2 separate regions of the Homo sapiens genome follow, and region 1 is linked to region 2. The links are chromatin loops, found by intact Hi-C in ENCODE. Cell type or tissue: heart left ventricle. All regions are shown on one strand. Links, peaks and the distances in the headings refer to the core of each region. The heading gives the core; the rest is flanking DNA. Region 1 holds the start of LOC101928417 (a long non-coding RNA gene). Region 2 overlaps CDH13 (cadherin 13).

The links. A loop is a pair of places that touch in the nucleus more often than their neighbours do. Peaks named below come from ENCODE experiments on the same cell type or tissue, not always from the same donor. Only the 100,000 strongest peaks of a DNase experiment are listed, where the experiment ranks them.
Region 1: a loop joins it to region 2, with 2.5 times the contacts of the local background. A loop is called at or near these places in 6 of 110 quality-filtered maps.

What each region holds. Positions count from the first base shown.
Region 1 is chr16:82,984,921-83,001,169 of GRCh38, reverse strand. The region is part of intron 2 of CDH13 (cadherin 13); the gene reads right to left. LOC101928417 (a long non-coding RNA gene) reads left to right here and starts at 10,872. Exons shown (of 3, transcript NR_110937.1): 1 at 10,872-11,044. In heart left ventricle, for the core only: no CTCF peak of the experiment used is centred there; no DNase peak of the experiment used is centred there; H3K27ac peaks cover 825 bases.
Region 2 is chr16:82,632,681-82,648,929 of GRCh38, reverse strand. The region is part of intron 1 of CDH13 (cadherin 13); the gene reads right to left. Among named protein-coding and RNA genes, the nearest start is that of CDH13, 14 kb to the right of the region's middle. RefSeq lists enhancers at 3,783-4,390, 4,391-4,999. In heart left ventricle, for the core only: CTCF peaks have their summits at 7,425 (motif pointing left) and 9,013 (motif pointing right); DNase peaks (open chromatin) are centred at 9,039 and 10,660; H3K27ac peaks cover 367 bases.

The sequences.
Region 1 (16,249 bases), core at 3,128-11,127, 350 kb before region 2:
GAATAAATATAAAGTCATCTTTTTCTTCAAGGGACTTACGATCTACTAGAAGATCTTGACAACATTCTCACATAAACAGATTAAAAGCAGGTAAGTAGAGCAGTAAGAATTCACAAAGGAAGCTCTATGTGTTTTTCAGGAGACAAGTGATACATCTGAATGGTAGTAAAATCAGCTGAGGTTTGGAAGGGGTAGCTGAGAGTGAAAAGCGCTGAGGAAAGAGAGAAAAGCAAATAGGCATAGAATGAGTAAGCTGTCCCTCAAGTCATGTTCTGTCCTTAACAGATAAATGGCCAGGCGCGGTGGCTCACGCCGGTAATCCCAGAACCTTGGGAGGCCGAGGCGGGCGGATCATGCGGGCAGGAGATTGAGATCATCTTGGCTAACACGGTGAAACCCTGTCTCTACTAAAAATACAAAAAATTAGCCGGGCATGGTGGCGGGTACCTGTAATCCCAGCTACCTGGGAAGCTGAGGCAGGAGAATGGCGTGAACCCAGGAGGCGGAGCTTGCAGTTGCGCCACTGCACTCTAGCCTGGGCAACAGAACGAGACTCCCTCTCAAAAAACAAAACAAAACAAAAAAAAAAAAAAAAGAGAAAAGAAAAAAGAGACAACCTTGGGGTCGGGTGAGGTGGCTCACACCTGTAATCCTAGCACTTTGGGAGCCCAAGGTGAGTGGATCACCTGAGGTCAGTAGTGAGACCAACCTGGCCAACATGGTGAAACCGTGTCTCTACGACAAATACAAAAAATTAGCTGGGCGTGGTGGCGGGCGCCTGTAATCCCAGCTACTCGCGAGGCTGAGGCAAGACAATTGCTTGAACCTGGGAGGTGGAGGTTGCAGCGAGCCGAGATCGCAGCTTTGCACTACAGTCTGGGCAACAAGAGGAAAAACTCTGTCTCAAAAAAAAAAAAAAAAAAAAAAAAAAAAAAAAAAAAAAAAATAAGCTAAACCTGTGGATATTCCTAGGGACAAGGCATTTACATAGAATTGCCCAATAAGATGTAAAAATGACTGACATTTACTGAGCACTTACCAGGTACCAAACGCTCCGCAACATCCTCCACCCTGTATAGACCAGGGTTTTTCAGCCACAGCACTATTGACATTTTGGGCAGGATATTTTTTTGTTGTTGTTGTTCTGCATGGATGTCTTAAGCATTGCAAGATGTTTAACAGCATCTCTGAATTCTACCCACAAGATGCCAGCAGCATCCCCCAGCATGACCACCAAAAATGTCATTAGACACTGCCAAATGCCCTCAGGGGGTGAAATTGTCCCGGGTTTAGAGCTACTGGTGCACACTCTTTTATCCCATCTGCTTCTTAGAAGGACCGCAGAGGCAGCGTCATTAGCCTCATCTTATTGATGAGGACAGAGATATATGGAAACGTTAAATATGTGCTGGACGACAGCTGCTGGAGAGGGGTCCTTGCCCTTCGGAATATATAGTGCAAACTGTGTTTTTAAACATGTCATTTGTTTAATACTTATACAGTTTTTATTGTACAGAAGCATTAAAATTTTATGTAGCCAATGATATCAATTTTCAGCTTATTTTAACTTTTGGTGTCATGCTTAAACTCTGCCTGACCATAAGATAAGAAAAAATTCACCTCTGATTGATTTTTTTCCAGTGTTTTATGGTTGCCTTGAACACGTATCTTGGTATCATCAAGAATTTATTTTGATGTAAGGGCATATCTATATATATAAACATGTGTTATGTGGTTATGATATTTCTTCCCTGTTAAGAGAACTGAAGGGGTAAGAACAAGTGGTATTCTCTTAAATCCTGTTATTGGGAGTTTGTCATACAACATTTCGGTAAAATTTCTTCAAATCACCTCCCTAAGGTTATGTGCACCAACAGTTGAGCCATAGGAGCTTTGGGACTGACAAAGGAGGGGGGAAAAAAACAACTTAAATGCTAGTAACATTAAGGAGTATCTACAATAAGGAAGTTGAAAGAGAAAAGAGGGCTAAATGGAAGTTACAAGGTACATAGATAAGAGGACAAGTCCAAAGAATGTAACATAATGAAAAACAAGAAGAGGGATGCTTTCACCAGAGCGATGGACTTCAAGTATCAAATGAAGGAAAGTTTCTGCTGATGGAACGTGGAAGAATACGCGTTTTGGTGTCTGAAGGGATGTTCTTGGGAGGAGAAACTTGATTAAGATAAATATTCATGTGCGTAAGGAAAATTACAGCGGCAGAGAATGAAAGCTTCTTTAACAAGAAAAGTGTTGGTGAAAGTTAAAAATGAGAAGGGGCAGTATCTGCAAAAAAAAAAAAAAAAAGGATCAAGGGGAAATTACATGGCAGCGTTTCTTAAGTCAGGCTTAAGGCGTACATGAATGAGATTTAGGGGAGCCTGTGAAACCCCTAAGATTATATTTAATTTTTGCTTATATGTATATGTTATTCTAAGGATATGGAACATACTAAATCCATTTATGAATAACTGCTGATAACTACTTGTCAGAGGACAAGATCAATGTCTGCTAATTCATAGCAGAGGAGAATGACCCAAGAGAAGGATCTAAATTGGAAAGCTGAGAGTGGCATGAGGTATTGGATGAAACAAGGTCCAAGCAGAGGTGAGGACAGATGAAGTCAAGAGTATTTCCTGGACAGAAAAGTCTAGTAGTGAGATCTCATTTGTTTTATCATCATGCTTTATTATCACCAAGAGGACAGGCTGTCCAGAAAAAGAAAAAGTTACATGTCACTATAAAAAAACAGGACAAAACAAAATAGAAAAGAACTTCACGAAAGTGATACTCTTGCTTATTTATGAAAGTTGGAAATGCTTTTTTGCTATGTTCTTTCTTTCTCTTTTGTCAAAATGTCTTCAGTCAATATATGCTGATTTTTAAAATTACATAAGACACAAGATGTTATTAAAATCAATGCATTAATGCGTTTTAGAAAATAGTTATTCTAGGGAAAATGATACAAGCAAAGTGAGGATCTTAGGAAGGTCTGTATGACGAAATATAAAAAGTTCCAGGATCAAGAGACAAACGTGGATGGCTTTGAAGCCATAGAAAGGACAGGATTATGTCAACCTAGAAAATTTGAGCTGGTCACCAACTCTGCCATGAATTGACCATGACTGTGAGTGCTCAACTCTGAGATTCTCTTTCTCTATTTATGAAATACAACACTGATATCTTCTATACAGAGTTTCTAAGTAGGTTAAATATATTATTTATATGAGTGACTTAATAAATGCACATTCTTAGAGTTCTACTAGTATCAGATTCACCTTAGCTGATATTGTTGGCCTGATAAGAGCTGCAACTGGTAGTTAATCTCTTTGACTCCCTACCATTTAAAAATAGCCCAGAAAATGATACTGAATATTTAATGTTGTGACAGAAACTTACCTTAGAAGCCAGATAGACTGCTGAACTTCTATGTTAGATATAGCTGAGCTCAAATCCCAGCTTTTCCATATATTAGCTATGTGATTGTGGAAAAATCTCTTGTGCCCAGTATTTTCACCTATAGAACAGGGATAAGAACAACCTGGGCTCAGGCTTGTTTCATCAAGTATAAAATAAGATTGCCATTAGCTGAGACAACTGGGTGGGATTAGGGGAAGGTAAATAGAATATATTGTGCATGTACAGAACCTTTATTTAAAATGTTGACATTTTGTTTACCATGGATTTTTGCACTAATTTTTATTTTTATAAAATATTGCATTAAATATTATTTACTTTAATTACTGAGATTTTTCGTATCCCTTTAAATTTGGACCCAAAGAGAGTACCTCATTCACCTCACTCTAGTCCTAGCCCTGAAGCCAACAATTAGTGAAAACGTATTAGGGTCAATCACAATACTGAGCACTGTGAGTTTACACATTTGCTTGTCAGTGAAATATTTAGCACAATATCTAGCCTAGAGTAAGGCATTATCATCTTTACCACCCATTACCATCATTATCATCATCACTACCATCAACATCACCACCATCATCACCATCACTATCATCACCATCATCACCATCATCACCACCATCACCACCATCAGCATCACCACCACTACCATCACCATCATCACCACCGTCATTACCATCACCACCATCACCATCACTATCATCATCATCATCATCACCACCATCACCATCATCACCATCACCATCACTATCATCATCATCACCACCATCACCATCATCATTACCACCACCACCACCATCATCAACAACACCATCGTAATTATCATTACCATAATAATCAACATCACCATCACCGCCATCAGCATCACCATCACTAGAATCATCATCACCACCACCGTAATCATTACTATCACCACCATCACCATCACTATCATCATCACCACCATCACCATCACCATTACCCCCACCATCACCATCGTCATCACCATCACTATAGTTATCATTACCATAATCATCATCACTACCATCATCATCATCATCACTCTCATTATGATTTTCTAAGATATCCTAAATAAATTTCCTAATATTTCCAAGTTGCAGTTACCTCATTTTTATTACAAGGCTAACATTGCCCCCTTATAAGGCGTAAAACTTAAACAAGGTCGTTTTTGTTGTTGCTATCATTAATGTTTTTGCTGATTTCAATGTATCACCTGACTCTGCAGCAAATCCAAAGAGTGCTTGTCAAGAAATCACACATTTCTAATGAACATGGAGACTAGCCCGGCAGAGAGATAAAGCAGGACCATGCTGGGTCCTGGGCTGGCTTTTGCACAACCGCCTAAGATCTTCACACAAAGAAGTATGCACTGTGCTCAGAGCTGACATTTCTGTAGTCATAAAGCTCAGTGTTGTTCCAGTTCAGGAAGCTGATGAGTCATGGGGTAGAGGCCACTGGGAGAGGAAGAGGGTTTACTCTTTTTTTTTCTTTTTCTTACCATTTTCATTACTTCTCAACTGATTTTCGATATACAACAGGAAAGGAACATAATGACCTTCTACTCACTGCCCCACCCAGAAAACCTCAAATAACTAATTGCCTTTTTTTCCTAAAATGGAAGAATTATTTCATCTGCCCGAAGGTTTTACTTCCTTCTGCTATGCTTTTGCCCGGTAAGCCTTTTAATCTTGTAAAGCACAGCCATATGAACAAACAAGGGAGAAAACAGGAAGATGGCAACTCTCCAAGTTCATCCCATTTTGAATCTCACTTGACAAACAGCGATGCATGGTTTTGATAAAGGGTATGAGGATTGTGATTTGACCTTCCTCTTGCCACTGTGTAAAATGTAAACACAGTTTACTTTCTCATAATTAAACGATATCGATTCCCCAGCAGCCCGCGAGAGGGTTGAATCATCTTTCTCCTCAATGGATGCAGCGTGATCCCTGTTATCATCTAGTTATATCCAATCAGAAGTAAACCATGACAAGCTGGGTGGGGGAATGCAGTGGCTTCCTGCTTCCAGAAGTTGTATAACTGGGGAGAAGTATCACATCTATTTTGAAAATAGTTGTTTGGTGTGTTTTTACGATACACCATGGTGTTATAATAGGTGATATCAGATTCAGTAGTTTAAAGCAAAAAGGACTTTTTTTCTCCCTTATTTAAGAGTCTAGGTTGGCAGTCCAGAATTGGAATGGTGGCTTGATGGTATTGGGGATGCATCCTGTTGCCATGCCATCTCTTCCATGTTACCCTTTTCAGCTTAATTCAAGATGATTCACCACCACGTTTGCGTTTCAGCTGAAGAAGGGAAAAACAGGAAGGGAAAATAGACTTCTTGCCTTTCAAAGGCATGGATTAATGTGCTAACATCACGCTCACTCATGTCTTAGTGGCCATCACCCAGTTCCATGGTCATACCTAGATGCAAGGTGGCTGGAGAAAGTAGTCTTTAGCTGAGTGACCACGAGCCCAGCAAAATCTGCTGTTGCAAAACGGAGGATGACTATAGCGAGATTCACTATGAGTTCTGGCCACAGTTGAGTTGAATAAATGTTTCCCCTAGAATGGAGAGAGGGTCCTAGTTGGGGTCTCTCCATCCCTGAGCCACTTGGGTTGTGATGATAATTGATAGTGATGATTAAAATGACGGGAATAAAGATAGCAGCAGTTAACATTTACTCACTTCTTGCTTTATGCCTCTTTGTACCAAGTGCTTTGTAAACATTATGCATTCTATCTTCAGGATAATCCTACAGGATCAATAGTATAATTACCCCAATTTTACCCATGAAGAAATGGAGCCGCATCAAGTTCAGAAACTTGCCCGAGGTCATGTAGCTAGTATGTGGCCAAATGAAACCCATCTGTCTCTATGTCCAAAGTTATTCTCTTAACCACTTTACTCAGGTATTAATAGTGGTCTGAAATCCTTCAGTATTTCACAAAGCTGAACTAAACTGACAAAGTTCCCCTTAACCAGATCATCTGAGCCAGCTAAGAAGTGTTTGTTTGGGGCTTGAATACTATCAACGTAGGTATCAATGGAGATTGGTAGTTTCATTTGTCAAAGACTAATACGTTTTTCTTCCTTACAAAGAACTTGATTAATTTTTAAAAAGAGGGAAAATAAGTGAATATTTATTAAGTGCAATTTGTTCAGTATATCAGCTCTTTCTAAACATGGCTTCCAGAGTGAGAGAGAAATAACCAAAGGGGCCATTAGCTGAGTAAAGGTTGGGAGATTACGATGAAAGGCTACGCTCTCCATGGTCTCTTTGCTGGAGCTGATAGAAGCCCTAGGCCAAGAGCAGAGCAGGGAAATCCCTGCCCCTCCCTAAAGGTAGGGGGTCTCAGGCACCCCGCTGAGGCTTGATGATGCTGAATCAGAGAGCAACATGGAATCTGGAGCAGTCTAATGCAAGGGCCAGGGTTGTACTAAGTCAGGATGAGGAGGAGTTAGAGACGTGGGTCTCTAGCTATAAAGAGGCCCATCCAAGAACTGAACAGAAAAGCTAAGCCAGTGAGTGTGATGCACAAAGGATGGGTTCTGAGGTGCAGCTGCTGTCGTCTTCATGCATCAGCACATTAAAATGTTTGGGAAGAGAAGGGGAATAGAACATCCCTTCCCTCCCCACAAACAGATGGGTAATTAGATGGAGGGTGGGAGCCAGATGCTGTACTTCCCCTGAGACCAGCACCAGAGGGAATGGGCTGGCTCTGCAGAAGACATTTCCGTTCCTGAAAAGGGATATAATGATGGGGAAAGAATCAGGGCTTCAGGATCTTGCAGGGAGGGGTAACAACGGAGGGGGAGTGCTTGCTTCTTCCATGTTAATCCTCTGCAGCCCCCTCTCTGTGCACCAAAGAACGAAGCACCAGGTGACCACTGCAGTTAAGAGATTCCACCTGACTATAACCCTGTCAAAATGACGTTTCAGGAAAACCTGCTTGTTAGATCCTGCCAATGCTATGTCTGCTGGTGTTTGTTTCAGTGGCCTGTTTTCTGTGTTTTTTGGTACAATGCTGTAGACACTTCCCCAGAGGTGTAACACGTGTTCAGCTAAGTCCCATCCGAGAAGCAGCATCCTCTGAACTAGCAGACACAGTCTGATATAACATGTCTTTAATGCTGACTCAGCTGCAATTATTTGCTATTAATCCAAAATAAATTCTTATAGAAAACTTCTTAAACATGGCCCAATGCTACTTCACAATGATGATGAATTTGGGCTTGGCAAAGAGGCTGGCGAGGAAGTCAAAGATCAGTTCCTAGAGTCCTCACGGAGTCAATTTACACACCTCTCTCACCCTGGACCATTCTTTGTTTTTTTTCAACTGAGTCAAAAGCCAGTGGTAACTCAAAACCTGCAACAACTTAAATCAGTAGTTTAATAAGCGTAAGCATCTGTATGATGTAGAACGTTCTCTGAAATCAAGAACAACAGTATAGGCAGCACCAATGCTCTACGGTGGGAGAGCCCAAGACATCTGGAAAGGAGGGAACTTGGGCTGCCTTTGGGAGATAAAATGTGAAATTAACCCACAAAGAATAGTCATAAAATGTTAGCAGAAGGAAACAGATATCGAGGGCAGAAAGAGTGTAGACAGTTATTAGTAATATATTAACTGAATTAACCTACCTAAGATCAAAGGTGGAATCAGAAGATAGGGCCTGGTAAGTCTTGAGGAAACAAACAAACAAAATAGCTGGCATGGCCCAATGGAAGCCCTGTTTAAGGAAGACTTTGCTTCAGCCACGAGACTTAGAGTATCCTGAGGCAGATGGACACGTGGGGTGGTCTCAGCTAAAGGTCATTAAACCTGCAAGCCTGAGCCCTTCTCTAGCCAAGGACATGCCTAACCAGCATCTTCATTTTTACCAATAATTTGATTATCATCTCAGCATGAATTGATTTTCTGTTCCTCTGAACTTCTTCCCATTATTGCTTAATTTTTATGGGGTCAACTACTTATTATGGTCTTTATTTCAAAGTAGACTTTAATCTGCTTGATGCCAAGAACCACATAGTAACTTTTTTTTGTATATCACCCTCTTGTCATGTAGTATTGAAGTTAAGCATTTGCTTTTAAAAAATGTCTTTATAGGCTAATTTTAAATCAGACCAATTTATTGATCATACAAACATTTAGTTAAAGCTTTTTGACCTTGGGGTATTGTTCCAGAACACTGCAGAATTCTAGTCTCTGAGAATGTTAGATTATCTCTAAAGTTCTGAATTCTATCCCCACCCTGCCCCTTGACTGGTTGTAAACCAGTCTCTCTGCACGTAGAGCCCAAAGTCTCACTGATAAGAGACTCTAGCTTAAAGATATTTTTTATATATACACATATTTAACTCTGATTGTATATATCAAAATCTCCATTTAATGGAGTCTTGAAAATTGACTTTTAAAAACATTTACAAACATCCTTGGTGATTCTGATGCCCACGAAAATTTGAGAGCTGCTGATTTCAGGCCAAGCTCTTCATTTCACAAATAAGGATACTGAAACAGATAAGGCCATGCTTTCCCAGCTAGCTCACAACAGAGGCTGGACTAGGACATACTTCAACATAGTGCTGGTCTCATTCTGAAGTTTACCACTTCCTATTAAAGTATGAGGAAGTCATGTCCTTAATGAGGTTAATCAGTGCCGTTTCACTTCTACGAAATACTCTTCTTCTTCCTCAATGCTCCTTTCAGTGGAAACATACTTTTATTATATAATTTGCTAGAAATTATTTCCTCATCCCTTTCTGAAATTTTTGACATGATTGATCCTCCATCTCATTCACTACCTTCTTTTTGATTAATGGAAAAAGTTCTGGTAAATTTCTTTATATCACTCTCATCCTAGATAATGATGTGAAGCGGTTTTGTTAAATTGGCAGAATTAAAGTTTTAAATTTCTCCTTCCCTCTTCCTCAACTATGTTCAAGGCTAAGATCAGCTGTGCTCAAACTTCTATAATTCTCTCAGTTTATAGACACAATCGTTTTTATTGCCAAAATCAGGAGTCCTTTGAGTTTCACTGTGCCACACGCAATGTTCACATCAGCGGTTGCTTGAGATTACCATGCTTTCAGATCATGACTTGCCCTTTGATCACTTATTTGACCCACCCACATGTCAAGGGTAAGTTTTATATATTATGTCCTGGAGGTTGCCGTGAGATGAGGGATTGCAGTAGTCTGGTTGTTTTATAAGAGCTAAATTGGACTTGGGCAGGAAAGAGATGAAAAGCCAGACTGAACAAGGGCCTTGCAGTTCATGGCAACTGAAGTGAAGGAGTTGAAATCTGTGTTAAAGATAAATCAACATAAGGCTGGCCAATTTATATCAAAATTCTACATCTCCCCCCTTACTAGATGAATGTTAAGAGGAAGGCATATTAAGATATATACTTTTAAAGTATTTGATTTTTACCTTAAATTTGCCTTTCAGCAGTAAAAACCAAAATTATTGCAAATGTGACCCATGTAATACCTAAGAGCGTGTGATCAATTTTTCAGTTGAATGTGTCATTAATAATGCACTCTTGGTAGACATGTTGCTATTAGTTTGAAATAGTTTTCCAGGCCATCTAAGTTGTCACTGTTGCTTGGGAGAAGGCCATTGTGCAAGATGGTGTGATCAGATGTGCTTCTGGACTTTATCAAATCAAGGATGGCAGGTGCATGGCAGGGATGCTACTACTGCTTCCTCATGCCCTATCTCTGGTAGGCACCACTACTGCCCTCTTTTCCAATGAGACGAGTATGGTTTCAAAATTGTTCTCAAACCAGAGCCATTGATTAGTGCCAGCACATGAAACTAAAGCCCTTTAATTCTTGAGTCAACATATGTATGAGCCTTGGTGCTGAAATCTGATAAGAAAGTCTTCATTTTAAAAAGATATACTGTGGGGCACAGTGGCTCACACCTGTAATCCCAGTACTTTGGAGGCCAAGATGGATCACTTCAGACCAGGAGTTCAAAATCAGCCTAGGCAACATAGCAAGACCCCACCTCTACAATAAATAAATAAATAGCTGGTCCTGGTGGCATGCACCTGTAATTCTAGCTACTCAGGAGGCTGAGGTGGGAGAATCACTTGAGCCCAGGAGTTCAAGGCGGCAGTGAGCCGTGATTGTGCCACTGCACTCCAGCCTGGATGATAAAGTGAGACTCTGTCTCTAAAAAAAAAAAAAAAACCCAAACCAAAAAACCCACACAAACGACAAGGAAGAGATGGAAGCTTTTGGCTTCCTTGGCTAGACTGCCATCCAAGTTATTTGAAATCCTGAACGTAAGTCCAGGAGGGGCCCAGGTCCCAGCCCATCACAAGATGGGCTGTACCTAGAAAGATGGGAGAGATTGGTAGGCCAAGATGAGTGGGAACCACAGTAATGTATTCCTGTTTCCTCACTCCTGAGTCATTCCAAGAGAAACAAAAAGATGATGCCATCCTCCTTGAAATGCAGTTTGCATGTTTTTTCTAGGATCCTTGCTTTTCTGCAGAACAAGAGGCTATCCATTTCAAAGATGAACTTTGAAAATGCTGAATTCTAGAATGATTGGCAGTTGGCTCTCTGACTTCTAGACGCAACAGATTGGGGTTGGAACACAGATAAAGGTAAGTTGTTTCAAGGGGAAGGGAGAGGTTGCAGAGAAAAAAAAAATCATGATGTGATACAGTATATGGATAGTTCACTGCAGGGCTGAAATAAGAGAATTGCCTGACAAGAAAAGCCTCTGGGCTTCAAAAAACCTTGGAGACAAGAAATGGCTATTGAGGGGAGCTGGTAAAAAAAAAAATGGGACTGATGAGAAATTTGCTAAGCAGTTGTTGAACGGAGACGTGGGGCTAGAGAGAATTTCTATGATTAGGTCCCAGGGATTTTAACAAGGGCAGCTTCATTAAGAAACAAAGGGATTAAACTAACATCTAAACGTAAATCACATTGCCTGGTTAAAGAGTCACTGGCCAGGACGGGGATGAAAACAAGTCACTTCTGTATAGGTGGGTTAAGCTACGAGAGCCAGCATTGAGAACAGAAGCAGGCAATACCCTGCACCTTGAATACAGCATGACTGCTGAGATTTCTTCATCCTCTGCACTAATCGAGAAAATTAAAGTCTCCATTGTATCACTGGTCCACACAGCCTCATCTAGGCTCTGGGCCTAGAGAAGGTGCCAGAGAGAAACAAACAAGAAAATTGACATGACTGGATTCCCAGCCTTCAGGCACCACTTTGCTGGTCACCCTTGCCACTGCCTTACCCAGAATAAGTTTATAGGATCCTGATATTCCTGGGACATGTGGCTTCTTCATCTCCCCATCCCTCTCCAGCTCACACTGCCATGTCAAAGGCAGAACAGCACCTCCACAGTCAGCTAAGATTCAAAATCAGTGATTACTAACACAAAAGGTAATACGATATGCAAACTATATGCTTGTCTGAGGACACCCAGGGATGCAGACTTGTACTTGTGAGTGATGTCAACATAAATATAGGCCCCACAGACAGCCCCATTCCTTGAGGTCTTTTCCTTTTTCAGCTACTCACACTGCCATGTTCCAGGTATCAGTTGGATACCCATTCAGTCTTCATTCTCTCTCTCCGTCTCCCCTTTGTCTGCTTTGTACATTTTTGAAAGTTCATTTTCTCTGTGTAAGTGCAGGCCTTACCCTATATTTCAATTTCAAATTAACTTAGTAGTTCACTCTTTCATCCTTTAATAAGTTAATTTATTTATCTAATATCCAGAGGGCTCACTTAGGTCTTTGGCACTGGAGATATAAAAAGAAATGAGACAATGGAGTCTTCAAGGAACGTAGAGTCTCACTTGGAATGTTCTGACCTGATGTCCTCTCTGTCTTTGCCTTTCACCCACAGAACACCTCCTACCTTGCGGGACACAGCAACCTACTGAGTGAGCATCCAGTCCCGGTCCTGAATCTGCCCTTCATTACTCGCATTTTTTTTTTTTTTTTTGAGTTGGAGTTTCACTCTGTCTCCCAGGCTGGAGTGCAGTGGTGCGATCTTGGCTCACTGCAACCTCCGCCAGCCGGGTTCAAGCAATTCTCCTGTCTCGGGCCTCCAGAGTAGCTGGGATTACAGGCACCCACCAACATGCCCAGCTAATTTTTGTATTTTTGTAGAGACGGGGTTTCACCATGTTGGCCAGGCAGGTCTCGAACTCCTGACCTCAGGTGATCTGCCCGCCTCAGCCTCCCAAACTGCTGGGATTACATGTGTGAGCCACTGTGCCTGGCCGATTACTCAGTCTATGGACGTTTTCAGCTCTTCTAGAAGCTTCCACGTTCTTCAACATCTGCCTCTATAACTCCAGCCTCCAATTTCTCTACTTCACACTAGGGGTTCACCATACTTATCTGCCCATCTTTCACTGATTTGCCAAGAAAAAAAACAAAAAACATTCCCTCAAGTCTCCTCACCTTGGATGCCCCCAGTGCATTTCATTCTCTAAAGGCATTTCTTTATATTAAAAAGAACACGTGTGTGCGTGCTCTTACATACATGTGCATACATATACACTACATGCATATGTGCACATACACACACCACATATGCATGTACACACACGACCCTGGGTTATATTGCTTTGGTTTTGGCCCAGCTGATCAGTCTTCAATGATTGAGGAAGGAGGGTTATTGCTACAAGATGTAAAAACATAGCCGTGCTTCAATTGGCAGTGGCAGTATCATGCTCTGGCAGGGAGTGCTCTGCTGGGAGGGTAGTGTTCCAGCCAGCTAGTGTAGCAAACAATGAGACGAGGCACTGTTGACTCATCAGATCATGATGAACACTTCAAAGGGAGAAAGACCTCTCTGTGCTAGATCCAGGTTACCTTTCCAAATCCCAAGAGGCAGAATCACAAAGCAAGAGATGGGGCAACCCAACACAAAATCCTTGAGTCTCTAAGCAATAGCAAAACCCACAGACCCTTGCTGAAGAATGCAGCCATAGGGAATTCCTTGCATGGTCCTTACACTCTTTGCGATTCAACCAGTGACCAGCAACTTAAAAAGAAGCCTTTTAAAACTGGCTGATTCATGGCCTGGCACAGTGGCTCATGCCTGTAATCCTACCACTTTGGGAGGCCAAAGCGGGCAGATCACCTGAGGTCAGGAGTTTGAGACCAGCCTGGTCAACATAGTGAAACTCAGTCTCTACTAAGAATCCAAAAATTAGCTGAGCGTGGTTTTAGGGGCCTGTAATACCAGCTACAGAGGAGGCTGAGGCAGGAGAATTGCTTGAACCTAGAAGGAGGAGGTTGCAATGAGCCAGGATCGTGACACTGTATTCCAGCCTGGGAGACAGATCAAGACTCCATCTCAAAGTCTCAAAAACAAACAAACAAACAAACAAAACAAAACAAAACAAAAATTGGCTGATTCATGCCAATGAGGCAGCATATCATAAGATCTCTGCCCAGTAGATAGAAAGACAGCTAATTAATGCAACACAATCCTTCCTTTTGGGCGAGTTTAAGGGATACAGCAGTAACTGGAAGAACCAAAGAAGACAGGGAAGTTGAATCATGAGAATATTGAAGACCACAGAGGAGGGAGCAATGGAGGCTACTTCTGGGAAAACGGCAAGGTGACCAGTGCTACAGCCGCTCCTCACTGATTCACATGTCCTCTCCATAAACATTTCCTGAGTAGCCATTTTGTGTGAGGCACCTTCCTGAATGCTTTTTGTCCCTGAAAAGTGAATCCCTAAATTCTAATTCCATCAAGATAAGATGGAATAGATGGGATAAGTGTTTCCTCACATGTTTTCTGTTCCCTTTCCATAGACTTAACTCACCCAAACCAGGTGAGTCTGTCCTACACAACTTGAAAGTACCTAACTCATAAAAGTTTAAAAGAACTGGGAAATTTGGAGTTCCAGGTATGACAGAATGAGATATGGTCTCAATTCTTCACCCATTTGCGGTATTTGTAGACATTCATCACCTTGCCATGGTCTTACAGTTGGGTTATCCTTGTGACTTGGTTTGACCAGCAGGTACTATTGGATGTAGTTCAAGCAAAGGCTTGAGATATGTTTGTGTGGTTGGACTTGCCTCTTTCATTTCTGCTATCCCTAGAAAAATAAGAGACACAGGAAGAAGACCTTAGCTCAACCAATAGTCTAGAGTTAAATCCAGCAGAGGCCCAGCTTAGAGCAGCCACATTCCAGATAACACTCGGGTGTGTACACCAGAAATAAAAGCTTGCTGTGGTAAAGGAATGAAATTTTGCAGTGTTTTTGACCCAGAGGACAATAAGAAATCTGAGAGAAATGGCAAGCTAGAGATTCTGAAAAAGGGCTTTTGTGACAATGACTTTTATATACACAGTGTGCATGGTAGGTATTTGATGAGCATTTTAAACAAAGCGGCTTGGTTTTGATTGTATCAAATGTCAAAGGTTTGTCACTGACCTCCACATGAGCCAGTTCTGGGGCTCACTCTGGTTGCCAAGTGTTACTCAGGCTCAGACGTACCAATATGAAAATTCACAGCATCCTAGGGACAGTATTGATCTCTACAGAGTGCCTGGCTGAACTTGCAGGCACAGACTGTGTTTACAATTGTCTTATGTTGTCCCACAACATCTCTACAATAAGTGTAAGAGTATTACTGTATTAGTCCATTCTTACGTCACTATATAGAAGTACGTGAGACAGGGTAGTTTAAAAAGAAGAAAGGTGTAATTGGCTCATGGTTCTGTAGGCTTTACAGGAAGCATGATGCCAATGTCTGCTCTGCTTGTGGGGAGGCTTCGGGAAGCTTCCAGTCATGGTGGAAGGTGAAAGGGAGGCAGGCACAACACATGGCCAGAGCAGGTGCAAGACAGAGCAAAGAGGGAGGTGCTATGTGCTTTTAAACGACCAGATCTCATAAGAACTCACTCACTATCATGAGAACAGTACCAAGATGGTAGTAAACCATTTAGGAGAAATCTGTCCCCATGCTCCAGTCACCTCCCACCAGGTCCCACCTCCAATGCTGGGGATTGCAATTCAACATGAAATTTGGATGGGGACAAATATCCAAACCATATCAATTACCAACATTTCAGAAAGAAGAGGCCAAGGTTCAGAGAGGGTGAGGGTCCTGCCCAAGATCTCGCATATGGGAAGTGGCAAAAGTGATCTTAAACCCACATCTGATGATCTCTAAAACCACGCACCTATCTCTGTAGGGCCTGAGTGAGAATTTATCTGCAAGAGAAAGGAGGAGGAAAGCCACAAATATGTCTAATGAATACAGTTGTCATCAAAGCACCATTTATTACCTTCACTGAAACCATCAGATTCTACATTCGATGGTACTTTATTTTCCTCCAAAAGTAACTACCATGTTTTACTTACTTCAAGATCTCTGAGCAGAGTTCTGCTTTCCCTACAGAATAGGATGAATCAGCCCTCTAATTTCTTTTTGCTATAATAGAGATGCCTTTCAACTCCCCCTCCTTTAGATTCAAAAGAAGTTCTCCTAAGGTCTCAGAGATACTGACACTACAGTTCCCTGGACACCTGTGCATCCTGAAGAAGTCAAAATACATTAGGATTAAAGTAATGTATTTCTGTAAGGATTCCTTTTCAACACTTATGAGAAATACAGCAACTACTATTACTTACTGACCTTATTCAACAGGTCTTGAATTTGACATTCTCAGTCTCAGTAAGTTAATGATCCATGCATGCTGTCCTGCTCATCACTGAGACAGGGGCTGGGCACAAAAAGGAGAGGGCATGAAGACACAGGTGTTCTGGCTTTGCAAGCAGCTAAGTAGGAATATTGCAGATGCTGGAGAG
Region 2 (16,249 bases), core at 4,423-12,422:
TACAAGCTTTCAAGCTGGACTTCTCACCTTGGGTGTTTCCTGATTCAATCCATCTTCCACACTGCCCCCAGATTAATTTTTCTGAAATACATTTTCCATTATGTTATTCCCTTCTTTAAAACTTTCACTGGGTCTTACCACCTATTTTTTAGAAGGTTTTTTCTTCTTGTACTTTTTCAAGTTTCTTGTATTTTTCATTATAGATGTAACGCAAGTGTATCAATGGAGACTTGTAAACCAGAGGGGAAAAAACAACTCTGAATCCCAACGCATGAACAAAATTGCAGTTAGGATTTTGATAAATTCCTTTCAGATTCCACCCTTCTTTTTCTTTATTTAGAGGCTTGTTTTGCTTTGTAGGAATCCTACTGCACACACAATCTCCTGTTTAGTATTCAATTCTCATTCATATGATTTTTCCATGCCATTATCATCATCTTTATAACCATCCTCTTTAATGGTTATGTAATATTCTATTGAGCTGCCTAACCTGTTTTCATTTGCTGGAAATCTAACCTATTTGCAGAGCATTTAGGAGAGTCAGGCATGTGGCAACTACTTCCTAAGCGTTGGCTATTATTACTATTTCACATACAATGCATAAAACATATACAATATTCATATATCATTTAATATAATGTATTTTGTACATATTTTCCTGTATTTACCTCTGTTTAACTTCTCAGATGTGTATTACTTCCCCAAAGTGCATGACTATTTTTATGCCTTTGGATACTGTATTAGTCCATTTTCAAACTGCTATGATGAAATACCCAAGACTGGGTAATTTATAAAGAAAAAGAGTTTTAATGGACACACAGTTCCACATGGCTGAGGAGGCCTCACAATCACAGTGGAAGACGAAGGAGGAGTAAAGGCATGTCTCACATGGCAGCAGGCAAGAGAGCATGTGCAGGGGAACTGCCCCTTATGAAACCCTCAGATCTCGTGAGACTTATTCACTACCATGAAAACGGCACAGGGAAAACCTGCCCCTAAGCTTCAGTTACCCCCGACAGGGTCCCTCCCATGACACATGGGGACTATGGGAGCTATAATTCAAGATGAGATTTGGGCAGGGACACAGCCAAACCATATCAGATACTTACCACATTAGACACTGACAGACAGCTCACCACCCAACCCCAAGCTCCTGTCTCTTCTGGCTTTTCCATTACAGGGCTGGCTCAACTTCCAACTGCAAATATCTACACCTCTTCACTGACTGCTTTCTCTGAGGCTGGAGTAGTCCAGTAGTCTCAAAATCAGTGCCCCCTGGGGCAGCTTTGAATCAATGCCAACCAGATTTGTGGCATAAAATCTGGAGCTCCCATGCCCCTCAGGTGGGATGGCTTGGAAGCAGGTATTCCACACTGATTCTCAAAGGTTCCCAGGGGAGTTAAGCTCCAGACACCCAGAGCAGTACCTGCCTGAGTAACAGACCCCTCGTCTGTTTCCTTTTCCTTCCTTGCCTCACTTTCCCACTCCTCTACACTTCCCCTTGGACCACCTCCCAAGAGAATTTATTGCACTCAAATCCTCCTCACAGCATCCGCTTTTGAGGAAACTCAAACTGAGACTGTGACACTTACAGCCAAGTCACTCACAACCATGGTCTGTTAAGTCCTATCTGTCCATTTCCTCATGTACGTAAACACATCCAGCTTCTATTTTCTGAGGCCATATTATTTGCTGGACCAAGTGTTTACAAGGTTCTCTGGAATCCCCATCCCAGTCATATCAGCTAGGTTTCACTGCCGACATTTCATAGATCTGGTAACTGAGGCACAGAGGTTAAGCAACTTGCCCATGGTCACACAGCCCTACAGTGGCAGAGCTGGGCTTCAAACTGTAACCTTCCCTCGAGGCCTGGGCTCTTAACTGTCATGGTGTACTGCGAGGCACTGCACTACAGCAATAGTAAAGTCCTTTGGCTAAAATAACACTGATGCTATTAACAACTGTCATCTTTCTAACTCTGATCCAATCTCACGTTGCCTTCACATTCATAGTCACCCATAACAGCCTCTTCATTACCCCCTGAACGTGCTGTGAGTATATCTGCTTCAGATCTGGACTCAGGCTTCCCTCGAGCTTATAACATCATCCTTCCTCTCTCTGGCTTAATTGCAATTCTCCCTCTATCATCTTGATCATTACTTTCTCCTTCCTTTGCCCATGCCTGCTACTGACATACCTAACTCTTCCTCTGACTCAGTTTTCTCATCTGTAGATGGGGATGATGACAAGATGCACCTCATAGGTTTGAATGAAAGCATCGCTCACAACCCACACTTCATAGAAGACAGGTAAGAAATGGCTTCTAACCATATTACAACCTTGGCCTCCTGTGACCTCTCCTCCCATCACTTCCCATTTCTTTGACCCACTTTTCACAGACCATGCAGCACCAGTAAATTAAAAGTCATGTGCTTAGGCCAGGCGCGGTGACTCATGTCTGTAATCCTAGCACTTTGGGAGGTCGAGGCGAGCAGATCACTTGAGGTCAGGAGTTTGAAATCAGCCTGGCCAACATGGTCAAACCCCATCTCAATGAAAAATACAAAAAAAAATTAGCTGGGCCTGATGGCAGGCACCTGCAATCCTGGCTACTTGGGAGGCTGAGGCACGAGAATCGCTTGAACTCTGGAGATGGAGGTTGCAGTGAGCCGAGATCACGCCACTGCACTTCAGCCTGGGTGAAAGAGCGAGACTCCGTCTCAAAATACTAACAATAATGTGTTTAAAGCACCAGAAAAATTATTCAAAGCTTGCAAACAAGGCCCAAATGGTTGATGGCACATCCTTTGGTTATCAGTCAGGGACAACCTGAAGTTGTTTAGGAGCATGCTCTTAGTTCATCTCATTGTTTGCTCTTGAAGATCCCAGACTTTGTGAAGTCACCACTTAAGTGGTCAACTTTTGTCCAGTAGAGATGCAAATACTTTTTATCTAATAGAACAGATAACCCCCAAAAGTTTAGGCATGATGAACATTAACCACTTTTTATCTAACTCAGCAATCTCGTCTTCACATTTCTTTGCTAAATTCCTTACGAATACCTTAGCTTCTTAAATGCCCTTTGGAATAACCATGGCATCTTACTGGTTTCTTCATAAATTAATGAGTTGAAGTGCGTATTTACCCAAGAGTCTTGGTTTTACCTTTTGAAAAATTATACATGAATAGCGGCTTGCTGTGAGGTATCTTTTCACAGCCCCAGCTTCAGATTCCAGCCTCCTAGTAATAACAGGATAAGATAAGGATAAAAATCCCTGTGTGTGCTGGGTGAGTATGAAGCTATGCATTTGGATCAGAGTTTTCCACCTCAGCACTACTGTATTTGGGTCAGGATAACCTTTTGTGGTGGGAGCTGTGCTGTTCATTGTAGGATGTTGAACAGCATCCCTGAGCTCTGCCCACTAGATGCCCACTCCCCTCCCCAGGTTGTGAAAAACAAGCATGTCTGTAGATATTGCAAACTGTCCCGAGGGTCACAACCCCCCTCACCCCAACAGTTGAGAGCCAACGGTTTAGACTACACTTCAGAAACAAGCACCACGGATAGACGTCAGAAGGATCAGCAAATATTCACAGTGACACCAGAAGAATTATTCTGGATGGAGTTGAAAACCCAGTGGAATCTGGAAACACAGATTTCTGAGCCTGCCCCCAGAGGCTTTCATTCTCTAGGTCCAGAGGACAGGATTTGCAGTCCTAACAGGCTCCCAGTTGGTCCTGGAGCTGGGTGAAGGGCCCCGTCGAAGCCCGTACTCTGAGATATGGCATCCTAGGAGCTTGTTTTCAGAAGTGTGATCTGTGAGTTAGTGCCCGAGACCCACTGTGTACAAGAGTTTCCTTAACCTCAGGGGTTTGGGAAGAGCCCTCTGAAACTGAAACACACTACAATCTCAGAGACTTTCATTTGTGAAAAAACAAAACCCAATCTGGTCCACTTCTCTAACTCCAGAGTTTTCCAAAATATTAGTTTATACAAGTAATTTTTTGATTCCCCTAATTTTTTTTCCCCAGAACCCATATTAACCTCCCATGGAACCAGTATCTCTTCAGAACACATTTTGCAAAACGCTATGCTGGAAAACTGACCAGGGAGGACTGAATCAGACACTTACGTGGCTTTGCGTGATCTCCTGTTGCTACCTGGAAAGGCTTTAAGAATCAGAGGGAGCCCAGCGGACTCCTGTCACCTGGGAGCTGGCTACCTGGGAGCCTGGGTCCCAGCCAGAGCCAGTTCAAGTCCTGACTTCTGCCCCAGCCCAAAGCGTGGTTGCTTTTACAGACTGGAGACCTATGAAGACACGTACAGCCCCTCAGCTTTGCCTCCATAAAGCCTCCCCTTCCAGCACCCAAACTCGTGCACTGGGCCTGGTCTGGGGACCAGCTCTAGGCTGCTTTCCTTGTTTCACTGTGCATGGCTAATGGCTTTGTCACTCAGCATTTTCAACATGACAAAGGATAGAAATCATCAACCCACGAGTGAGGGCAGACAGGAGTACGTTCCATGGTTAAGGGACCTGAGAATCAAAGGAACTCCGTAGGGGGGTGATGGAGAGCACAGAGGGAGACGCAGAAGGCAGGGGTGGGAGGAGTTCGGGGGGCCTTGATTTGCAGAGTGATGAGCACTGAATGTAAGAAGTGGGAGCTCCTTTCCCAGCCTTAGACCTTAGATTGACTTCTCATTACTAGGCTATTGAATTCTTCAGCCGCACCAGCCAAAGGGTGCCAAACATTCATGTTAATTTGGGTAAATCCTAAATCCTTCAGCAATCTGCTATCAACTTGAGTACAATGACAATTAGCATATCAATTAGATTTCTCTCCTCTTTCTCCCCACCCGACCTCCATACCACCCCCCATCCTAAACCACTTACTACTTTTAAAAGTCAGCCAAGCCTGTAATGCCAGCTACTCCTGGAGGATCACTTGAAGCCAGGAGTTCGAGACCAGCATGGGCAACATAACAAGACCTTGTCTTAAAGTTTTTTTTTTTTTTAATTAACTGGGCCTGGTGGTCCACACCTGTAGTCCCACTTAGCTATTTCCAGAACTGAGGCAAGAGGGTTGCTTGAGCTCAGGTGGTCAAGGCTGCAGTTAGCTATGATTGCACCACTGCAATCCAGCCTGGGCAACAGAGAAAGACCCTGTCTTAAAAAAAGTCAGTAACACTAAACCATCTCCTTTTCTTCAGTCTCTGAGAGCTTTGCAGCCAGAACTCTACACCAGGGTAGGCTACTATGAGAATAATAACCAGTGAGGCAAAAGATGGTTCTTAATTCACTTTACAAATCAGCAAAACAAACGTGAAGAACCCTTGCTTTATTTCCAATAGGCCAAGGTGACCTGCAGTTCCAAATAACACAGGTTGCTTTTAATGAATGAAACACATGTAAGAACCAGTGTAGCCAGAAGGAATTAGACCCAAACAGCCTGGGTCTTAATCCTGAAACTACCACTTGCCAGCCCCAAGTTTCTCAACATCGTTCTGCTTCCGCTTTCTGATCTCAGTAGGGTGGACAATGGGGATCTTTTGAGGAGTCGCAGTGTTAATATAAGTAAAGCAAGTAGAGTATCACCAGCAGGTGGTGAACAACTGTAAGACAGGTGGTGTGTGCTCATGAACAAACAGGAGCCCTGAGGCTGACCTGCCCAAGGTTTGCTTGTTTTCCTATTCAATACCAGTTTTATTTAGACATGTGTAACATACTATAAAGCTTAGCCGGTTAAGATATATGATTCCCAGGTTTGGGGTTTATTTACAGAGAGCTAATGTAATCACCACCACTATCTAGCTCCAGAGCATTTACATCTTCCCCAAAGCAATTCTATACCCATTAGCAGTAACTCCCCATTTCCTCCTGCCCCCAGCCCTAGACATCTTCTAATCTGCTTTCTGTCTCTGGATTTGACTTTTCTGGACAGTTTGTTCCATTTCATAGAATCATACAACATGTGGTCTTGTGTGTCTGGAATTGTCTTGAGTTTGAATCTCAGCCCTAGAGTCCTAAAGCTTTATTAGGTTCTTTTACTAAGTTCTCCTGAAGTTTCCCCACCTATGAAATGGGATTAAAACCATAGAAGATATTTTATAGAGTCACTATGAGGATTACATGTGCTGATTAATGCATCTGAAGCACTCACACCAGGCCTGGTTCAAAATCAGCACCACACTGATATCAGCTACTATTACTGCCACTTCTACTATTATTATTCCTCAATTCCCCCACCCCAAAGCATCTGACTGGTAGTGGGAATCCAAAGATAAACAGAACACAACAGAGAAAACAGGTCTTGCCTTACGTAATGCACAGTCTGGTGGAGATTGTATGATTAGGAATGTGGCTTAAATGAATATAGTCAAGTCTCATCATATGCACATTTAACTAATGGAAAGCCAGCTCTCCCACCAAAGAGAGAGAGAAAAAGAACAATGTAAATACTGCAATTAAATGCTATAAAATTATATCTTGCATATATTCTTTATTATGCCCTGTACATTACTGCGTGCATTATACATTGTTCCCTATTGATTACAATACGGGGATGCATAGACTAAACCACGCCTACTGTACTTTAATGGGCAACTTAAAAGAGTTCAAGGCTAATGACAACTGTGTTTGCCTAAAACCCTGACCTTATAGTCTAACCTCTGAGTTAAATGCAACTCTATTGTGTGTCAACAACAATAGTAATTCAGAAATATTCCAGACAAATTAAATCAGCCAACAAGCAGTCCAATGAGTTAGGTGTTAGGCTGCAGTGGGCCCCGACTAGTGAACACACATTTGCCAAGCACCACTTTTTTTTTTTTTTTTTTTTTGCCCTCCATGAGCTGTTAGTTTCATTTCAAAAATAAACCGCATAGGGGTGTCATAAGGAGTTGGTGAATGGAAGAACTGGGTTTGGGAAGCAGATGAAAATAATCTCTCACCCTACAGCCAACAGCGAAGGCAAGCGCCATGACCTCTGCCTGTCGCTATCTACCCCCTCGCCTGCTTTCTCATTCTTCATGGCACTCATCACCCTCCTGCAGACATCACATACCTACCTGTTCATTTTTTTATTGTCTCTCTCCCAGCCAGTACATAAGCTCACCAGAGCAGGGACTTGGCCTGTCTTACTCATTTCTGTATTCCCAGTGCCTAGAAAAGTGTTGAGCACTCAGTCAGTGCTGAGTAATATTTGTTGATAAATGACTGAATGCGTGAATGAGGGTAACTGTTTAGACAGCCTCCACTTTTCTCCCATCTCCTGTCCCTAAAACATCCATAGTTGATTCCTTTGACCTCAACTGGCTTATTCATTCATTGTTGAAAAGTAATGAGAATATATCACATGTCAAAGACGAGGCCCTAAGGTAGCATTCTAGGGCTTTGGCATACTGGTACCATCTAGTGGGAAAGAGAATATCTGCAGGAGGGTGCTTAACCAAATTCAGAAGGTTTTAAAAATTACCACTACCATAATTCTTTCTGTTACCATTAGCTCTACTGAGGAAGTTTCCAGTAACATGTAATGGTGGCAAGAGAAATCACATATATTCATACCCTACCCAGGGCATATCCTGACAGTCCAACAACTTGCCATACCTTTCCATTTTTTCTGCTATGATGCTTCCAAAGTCATGACTGCTCCCCATGACAGCAAAGGCTCAGCAGGGAAGCACAGAGAAGTTAATGACGGCAGGGGTCACCCCTGACCAGCAGAAGATAAGGGCGAGTGAATACACCCTCAGCCACCTATTCTGTGGAGGGACCATTCGGAAATGAGCTTTACACAGTGCTTTTGTAGAGACCCAGCAGCAAGAAGCCAGTTTCCCATGACTGTGACCACCTCAATGACACATTCACTGTTGGCTTGCTGGCTTTCCTTCTTCTTGGTCTCACTCTCCCCACTCGCTCACTTATGGACCTTGAGATCATTTACCAACTTAACCCCCTGAACCCAATTCTGTGTCTCTATTTATTTAGAGGAATTCAATCCAAGAGCGTGTTTAACCCCAAGATACTTTTGGGTAGCAAAAGTGCCTTAAAAATTGTAGTCCAGATAAATATTACAAAGCTAAATTATTCCTATGTTAGATCTACTCTGAGAATTATGTTCCATAGTTGACTATTAGCATCTTTACCTTGATAAAAGTTAATGCAAATAATCTAGTGATATGTGACCCTAAAGAAGTACCATGATTTTCATGGCAACTGAGGCCAAAGAGAATGCCTGGTTCCCCTCGCTGGCCTCTGCCCTATCCCTGTCTTAAACAAGTTTGACCAACTGGTAAGGCAGCTACTGGTTTAGATTAGTGGTTGGCAAATGGCAGCCTGAAGGACCAATCTAGCTCTGCTTGTGTTTGTAAATAACATTTTATTACCCTGCCCATTCATTTACATATCGGCTGTGGCTGCTTTAATGCTACACGGATAGAATTGAACAGTTTCAAGAGAAACCAGCTATTTACTAGATGGCTCATTACAGAAAAAGGATACCTACCCCTGGTTTAAATCATTAGTTGCCATATTCGTAAATTCCCAACAGTAAAATTTCAACACAAACAAAAAGTAGAGAGTTGACAAAAGTTGACCAACAACACTTTATCAGTGAAGACAAAAATGCCATGTATGTATTACTAACTTCCTTTCACAAACGGTAGCACATTTCATCTCTATGCTATAGAAAGGCCATTCCATCAGAACAAAGAATCCTCTGTCCCAAGAGGGTGTGGTGGACAAGCTCAGAACAACACTGTCTATCACTCTACCCCATTTGAACGTTTTTCTATAGCACTATCACTACGCAAAACTACCATATTTATTTATTTTTCTTGTTTCCTGTCTTTCTCTGCTATCAGAACACAAACTCCACGGGGGCAGGCAATCTTGTCTTTCTTAATCACTGCTGCCTCCCTCAATGCTGAGAATTGTGCTTGAGATATTGTCTTCCCCCAGTAAATATTTGTTAAGTGAATGAGTTAACCAAATAGGGAATGCACAGATAGGCACGGCCACCAGGTGGCGGGACGGTGCACACAGTGGTGAGGACCCTGTCAAGGGAGAGAGTGTCTGTCCACCAGAACAGGATTGGAGGGCAAAGGCCATGCTCTCGCTGCTCTGTGGCTAGTACGGAAAATGGAGCTGGGTACATAATAAGCACTCAACACATGTTTGCTCAATCAATGGCAACCCTCACTAAAGCACTTAAATTAACAGGAAAAAACACTAGTCTGGTAAGACAAAAATAAACTTCAAGTTACATTCAATCCAATTGCCACACAATATAGATCCAGGTGTCTCTATATAGCTACAGACTGTATATTTCTTGTTTTCTTTTTGTTTGGGGAAAGAATTACAAAGAGTAGCTTGCAGGAAGCACTGACTTAGGCAACAGGGTTTCTTAGCATCCCTAGGGAAGAATTCCATCCAGCCACACGACACAGCAGCAGGCAAATTTACCTGCATGGTTGAAGCTGCAGGTGGGTCACGCCCAGGCATCTGTGGGCCATTCTCACTGGGATGTTCTTGCTGGGGGAACCATGCAGTGCAGGTGGGTTGTTTGGCCCTGGTCAAAAGCAAGGACATGGAGACAAAGAACACAAATGACCCCGGGCTGACCCTGTTCTGAAGGTTGCAATCAGTAGCCCAGACAGGAAGTCCAGGGCCCAGACCCACTTTGAGAGACTAGGAACTCAAAAAAGTAGTCATCCCAGGCAGCTATCTTGACTTTAAGGGAGGTAGAGAACAAAATAGACAAAGGAAAGAATTTTTATATAATGAGGGGAGTGGGAAAGGCAACTTTTATATACTAGTGCAACATAGAGGAAAATAAATATGCACAGGAATAAAGACGCATGGGTCCAAACCCTGGTCCCAGTTCTCAGTGACTGTGTGGCCTTGAGCAAATGACTCCACCACTCAAAACTTCTTCTCATCGTATATAAAATTGGGAATAAGAGTCGCCTCTAAGGGTTGCAGGAAGGATTCCAGATAACATGGGTAACTAGTGCATAGCAACTACAGTGAATTGTGGTTACATGGAGGTACTTTAAACAAGTACTCATGGCACTGGTGCGTGCATGCACACAAACGCACACACGCACACACTGCCCTAATAAAGCCTCCCAGGAACAGATGATGGGCAGACACATTAAGAAGATGAGATCCCACCAGATCAAATGATTTTATGAGGCATGAATCCCGAGGGGAACAATCTTGGGGGACCTACTAATATGGGAATTGGCAAATCCTCCCTGGGGAGCAAACTTTATTTTTTTTAATGTCCACGCATTATGACATGCACAGTCATTTCCCCCCTTAAGTGAGTCACATCCTGAAAGCCAAGACCCCATGACACCTTCAGACCATAAAATTCCTTGGAGCATAGGGTGAAAAGTAATACAACCAACATTTCTTAAGCATAGGATGACATCATTAACATACACTTATTTAATTCTCACAAAAATCCTGCAGGGCAAGCATAGATATTCCTTTTCAGTTGTTTTAATACAGGGGAAAACAGAAAAGGAGGGAAATGAAGTCAATTATCTGAGGCAACACAGTGTGTAAATGGCTGGGCAGGGATTCAAGCTCACTTCTAAAGGGCTAGGAGGTCTGCTCAGCAGTCCCTAAGCAGTCCAAGGCACCAGCAGCTCTGGGTCCAGGCCAGCCCCAGGCTCTAATTCTGCTCCAGCACATTTCCTAGTGAAGGCCTGGACTGTCGTGTTCACCTCTGGGTTCCCAGGTTTGCAGCGTTCTTCATAGTTGGTAGGTAACATTTAAGGGAAGAAAGAAAGAAAGACAGCAGAAAGAGGGAGGCAAGGCAGATGAAAGGAAGCAAAGGAGCAAAGGAAGGCACAGCAGCCTCTTCTCCCTTCAATGGATTTCAGCCTCTACTGCTTCCTATTGTAACAATTACCACATTTGTAATTATTTCAAGTACTTACTTGTTTTTATCTGCTGTTCCCACAAAACTGTAAGCTCCATGAGACAGGGATTCAGTTCATCTCGTTTACCTCTGAATTCCCTAAATGCTCAATAAATACTCGCTGAGTGAAGACACGGGCCCCAGGTGGACTCGCCCACGCACAGACCCAGGTGCAAATCCCAGCTCACCACTTATTATTCTGTGATCTTGGGTCAGTTCCTTAAACTCACCAGTTTCTTCATCTGTTGAAAGGGCACGATAGGCCGGGCGCTGTGGCTCACGCCTATAATCCCAGCACTTTGGGAGGCTGAGGCTGGCGGATCACGAGGTCAGGAGATCGAGACCATCCTGGCTAACACGGTGAAAACCCGTCTCTACTAAAAATACAAAAAAAAAAAAATTAGCCGGGCGCTGTGGCGGGCGCCTGTAGCCCCAGCTACTCAGGAGGCTGAGGCAGGAGAACGGCGTGAACCCGGGAGGCGGAGCTTGCAGTGAGCCGAGATCGCGCCACTGCCCTCCAGCCTGGGTGACAGAGCCAGACTCCGTCTCAAAAAAAAAAAAAAAAAAAAGGCACAGTAACTGTACAGACCTCAGCTTCTGAGGATAAAGTACCTAGGTGAGTGCCTGGCATACAGCACTCACTAAATATCTTTGTTGAGAAAAGGAAGAAAAGAAGGGAAAGCAGAAAAACAAGATAGACACGTTCGGAATCAATACTGCCACAGAACGCAATAATCTTTCTTACTGCAAAAACATGCAGAACTGCAGGAAGCAGAGGTACACCCTCTGTTTCTCACACATCAAACTTCATTCAGTGGCTGAATCAAAGTATTTTTACAGGGCCCAATTAGACAGCTGTAGGATCCTGGCCAAAGGTCCTGTTTCCTTGTAAGTGATAATGATTTAGATAATCTGCATGCATCTTTGCAGCAAATTGGACTTCCCTGCATTCTAACATCTTTTTACTCACTTGAACCTCCAAGTAACCTGGTCCATTTTACAGATGAAAACATTCAAGCTGCTTGCTGAAGGTCATACCACGAGTGAGGGGGTGAGCTAGAAACAGGATCCAGGTCCATGGTGTGCTGGAGCCAGTTAGTATCAGGTAGCAAGAGCCCCTTGTTAAGTTTTTAGGAAACTCTCAGGTTGGCAGATTCAAATTGCCCATGACGGGAGTATTTACATCACAGAAATTGGCAAGAGCTACAAATTACTTGGTTGTGTCTTGGTTTGGGTTTTGCTTTCTGGTTTGGGTGTTTCTTTAGAGTGGCCCAGTTGTTAAACATTTACCAATATACCACTGCCTGGCACCCAGTTGAATATTCTCCTACTACACCACAAACAGAAGTCACCAAGGCTACACCCAACATGCTGAAGCAGAGGCTTGTTAGCATTGGCAAAGCGATTGCTGAGGGTAGAAGATCATTATTTGCTTCATGTAAGACATATTTCCAGTGCTGCTGATTGAATGTTCAAGAAACGATTAAAGGGCTTGGCAATGTTTCTCTCAAATATCTTGTGCATGAAAAGTCTCAGAGATTGGTTAATTGTACAGGCTGCACGTCGGTCACTTTATTCAAGGGCATTTCCAGGCCCCCACGGTGCCCATCCTAGATGCAGGCATGGACTGGATCTGCTGGCAATACTGTAATGCAGGCCTTAGGTGCCTCTCCCAGGAACGTTCTGCAGCCTGAATTACACTCCCACATAGAGAAGCCCTCAGACCGACCCTGTTTACAATGTCAAACACCTGGTCTCCTTGTTTGACTCTTCCTGCCAATTGGAAGAGTCAGAACTCAAGCAGGCCTCCTTCACCTCTCTCTGGCCCTGCCATCTCCATACCCAGCCACCATCAAAGCCTGTCAAGTTATCCACCTAAATGTCTCTTGGATTATCTGAATAGGATTTAGTCCATTCTTGCATTGCTATAAAGAACTGCCTGGGACTGGGTAATTTATAAAGACAGGAGGTCTAATTGGCTTGCTTCTGCATGCTGTAGAGGAAGTATGGCTGCAAAGGCCTCAGGAAACTTACAATCGTGGCAGAAGGGGAAGGCGAAGGAGGCACGTCTTCACACAGCAAGCAGGAGAGAGAGGGGGCGCAAAGGGGGAAGTGCTATACACTTTCACATAACCATGTCTTGTGAGAACTCACTATCACGATTAAAGCAAGGAGAAATCCGCCCTCTGATCTAATCACCTCCCACTGGGCTTCACCTCCAACATTAGGGATTACAATATGACATGAGATTTGGGTGGGGACAGAGACCCAAACCATATCAGTCTACTTCAATCACCTGCCCCATCTCTGCACCGTCGTTCCTGAATCCAGCTTCCCATGATCTCAGCCCTAGACTGGCCTTTCCTTTCCATTCTTACCCAGCTCCAACCCATTTGCTACTTGTAGCCAGAATGCAAATCTGATCACATCACTCTGTACCTTTCCCTCAGTACCCTCAATGGCTGCCACTTGCTCTGAGAAAAACACCAATATTCTTGCAGTGGCTGACATGGCCCCATTGGCTCTGGCACCTCCCAGCCACACTTCACATCACTGCCTTGGCTGTGTGGTGTTTCCCCTGAATAGAGGCTTCACCCAGACTGTGCCTTCTTCCTGGAATGCCTTTCCCCACCCACACCCTCTACTGTGTCTTTGTCTGTAAGCCCTACTGCTCCTCCAGATTTGGGCTGAAGCATCAGGTTGTCAGGGAAGCCGCCCAGATCCTTCATCTGCCTCTGATGTCTTTCTTATATTCATTCATTCATTTGTTCATTCATGTTTGCTGAGTACTATGTGCCAGGCACTGTTCTAAGCCCTGGGAGTATAGAAATGAACAAATCAAGCCACAATGTGGACCACAACAGAGCTTATAGTCTAGTGGAGGAGAAAGACAAAGAACACCTAGGCAAAATATTTAGAACGGCATGACCTCACACAGCTGGGCTTTCTTCCCTCATCACAGTTGTCTCCATCTTAAATTATTCATTAATTGCTATTGATCCTTCCTGCCAAGCTGTGAGCCCCAGGAGAGCAGAGACTCAGTCTGCCTTATGAGCAACTGTATCCTGCACACACAAGTGGTGCTTGGAACATAGTAGATCCTCCATAGAGATCATAGATATTTATTGGAACCATTTGGTCTCAGGTGAATCTCCCTGAAGTCAAGTTGCTCAAGTGCTTGGGGCCTAGGAGGAAAAGTCCCCAACGGCTGAACTTCTCAGGCCCCTCTTATTTGAGAAGACGCCCAGAAGCCTCTTTGGCTGTAACTTTAAGTTAGATAAAGAGTCAGGAAACTTTTTCTTTTAGGGACTAAATAGTAAATACTTTCAGCTTCAGGGGCCAGACAGTCTCAACTCTGTTGTTATAGCACAAAAGCAGCCATAAACAATTACATAAATGAATAGGTGTGGCTATAATCCAATAAAACTATTTATAAAACCAGACTGCAGGGAGAAATTGGCTCACGGGCCATAATTTGCAACCCCTGAGTGAGATGATCCCAGATGCCCGACGGCTGATGGCAGTTGAGGAGGGATACTCCGGGCAGTCTGAGTCAGCCTCGGTTCCGCTGGCAGTGTCCAGCAACTTTCCGCAGGCCCTACAGCAATCAGTCCACAGGGAGACAATCACAGAAGCTCAAGCTTCAGGTGTCTGCAGCCACCACCTTCTTCCTGCAGCACACAACACAAGAAAGCGGTTCCCTGACACCTTGAGGGAAAGAGACATTGGCCTGAAGGCCCCGTAAGGCAAGGATGGAAGCTGCCACATTCCTTCCTTCCATTCCCCAGGCTCCTCCAGAGGCTGAGCTCATTTCCGGGCCCTGCCCAGGCATGTGGCAGGGCTGTTGATGGCTGAGCAGCTGCTGCCCTCCGCCCCAGCCCGGGCTGCGTTCAGCTAGGAGACACAGGGTCTTTGTGCCTCTGCAGCAGATCGGGTGATGCTCATTGGTGTCTTTGAAATGAGACATGACAAGTCAAAACGTGCCTGTTGTTAATGTTAGTTTTCTAGAATTTGACTTCTGTTGGCAACTGGCAGAGGAAAAACAATCACTTTTTTTCATATGTGTATATGGAGTTATATTTACTCTGATCTTTGGGGTCTGTAGCTATGGAAAACAAGAATCATCTGAGGCTCACCTGCTGGTATGGGATGAGGCAGACAGATTAGTCTAGTATTTACAGAGCCAGAGAGCATTAATTGTAGCATTAACACTGTATGTAGAACGGCCGTGGGTGTTAACTGTTAAAACAGATATAAAAACATCACACAAGCTCCAGGACGGTGCTAGGATGTGACAGTGTCCTATGGATAAGGGTACTTGGCCAGGCGCAGTGGCTCACGTCTGTTTATCCCAGCACTTGGGGAGGCCGAGGCAGGTGGATCACGAGGTCAGGAGTTCAAGACCAGCCTGGCCAAGACAGTGAAACCCCGTCTCTACTAAAAATAAAAAAGTTAGCCAGGCCTGGTGGCGGGCACCTGTAATCCCAGCTACTTGGGAGGCTGAGGCACAGAATTGCTTAAACCCTGGAGGTGGAGGTTGCAGTGAGCCGACATCGCGCCACCGCACTCCGGCTTGGGTGACAAAGCAAGACTCCGTCTCAAAGAAAAAAAGTAGGTGACAGAGCTGCAGATTCAGCTTTATCCTGAAGTTACAAAGGTGCTGAATATTAGAGCAGTGTTCCCGGAGGCCTTGGCAAGTCTAAGTAGAGTAAGTTATTGTGACGTTCTGGTTATGTCTATACCGTGAGGGAGCAACACTCATGGAATGATGATGCTCAGCTGTCACTGTTCTCCAAGGACAGCCATGCTCTTGGTAGAACACTACGTAGAGCAGGGGTTCCCAACCTCCAGGCCACAGGCCAGTACCAGTCCATGGCCTGTTAGAAATCAGGCCACACAGCAGGAGGTGAGTGGCCCGTGAGCAAGCAAAAGCTTCATCTGTATTTATAATGGCCCCCCAGCACTCGCATTACCGCCTGGGCTCTGCCTCCTGTCAGATCAGCCGTGGCACTGGATTTTCATAGGAGTTGGAATCCTGTGTGAACTGTGTGCGTGCATGGGATCTAGGTCGCCTTCTCCTTATGAGAGTCTAATGCCTGATGATCTGTCAGTGTCTCCCATCACCCCCAGATGGGACCATCTAGTGGCAGAAAAACAAGCTCAGGGCTCCCAGTAATTCTAAATTATAGTGAGTTGTAGAATTATTTCATTATATATTACAATGTAACAATACAGAAATTAAATGCATAATAAATGTAATGTGCTTGAATCATCCCAAAACCATCCCCCCAATTCTAGTCCGTGGAAAAATTGTCTT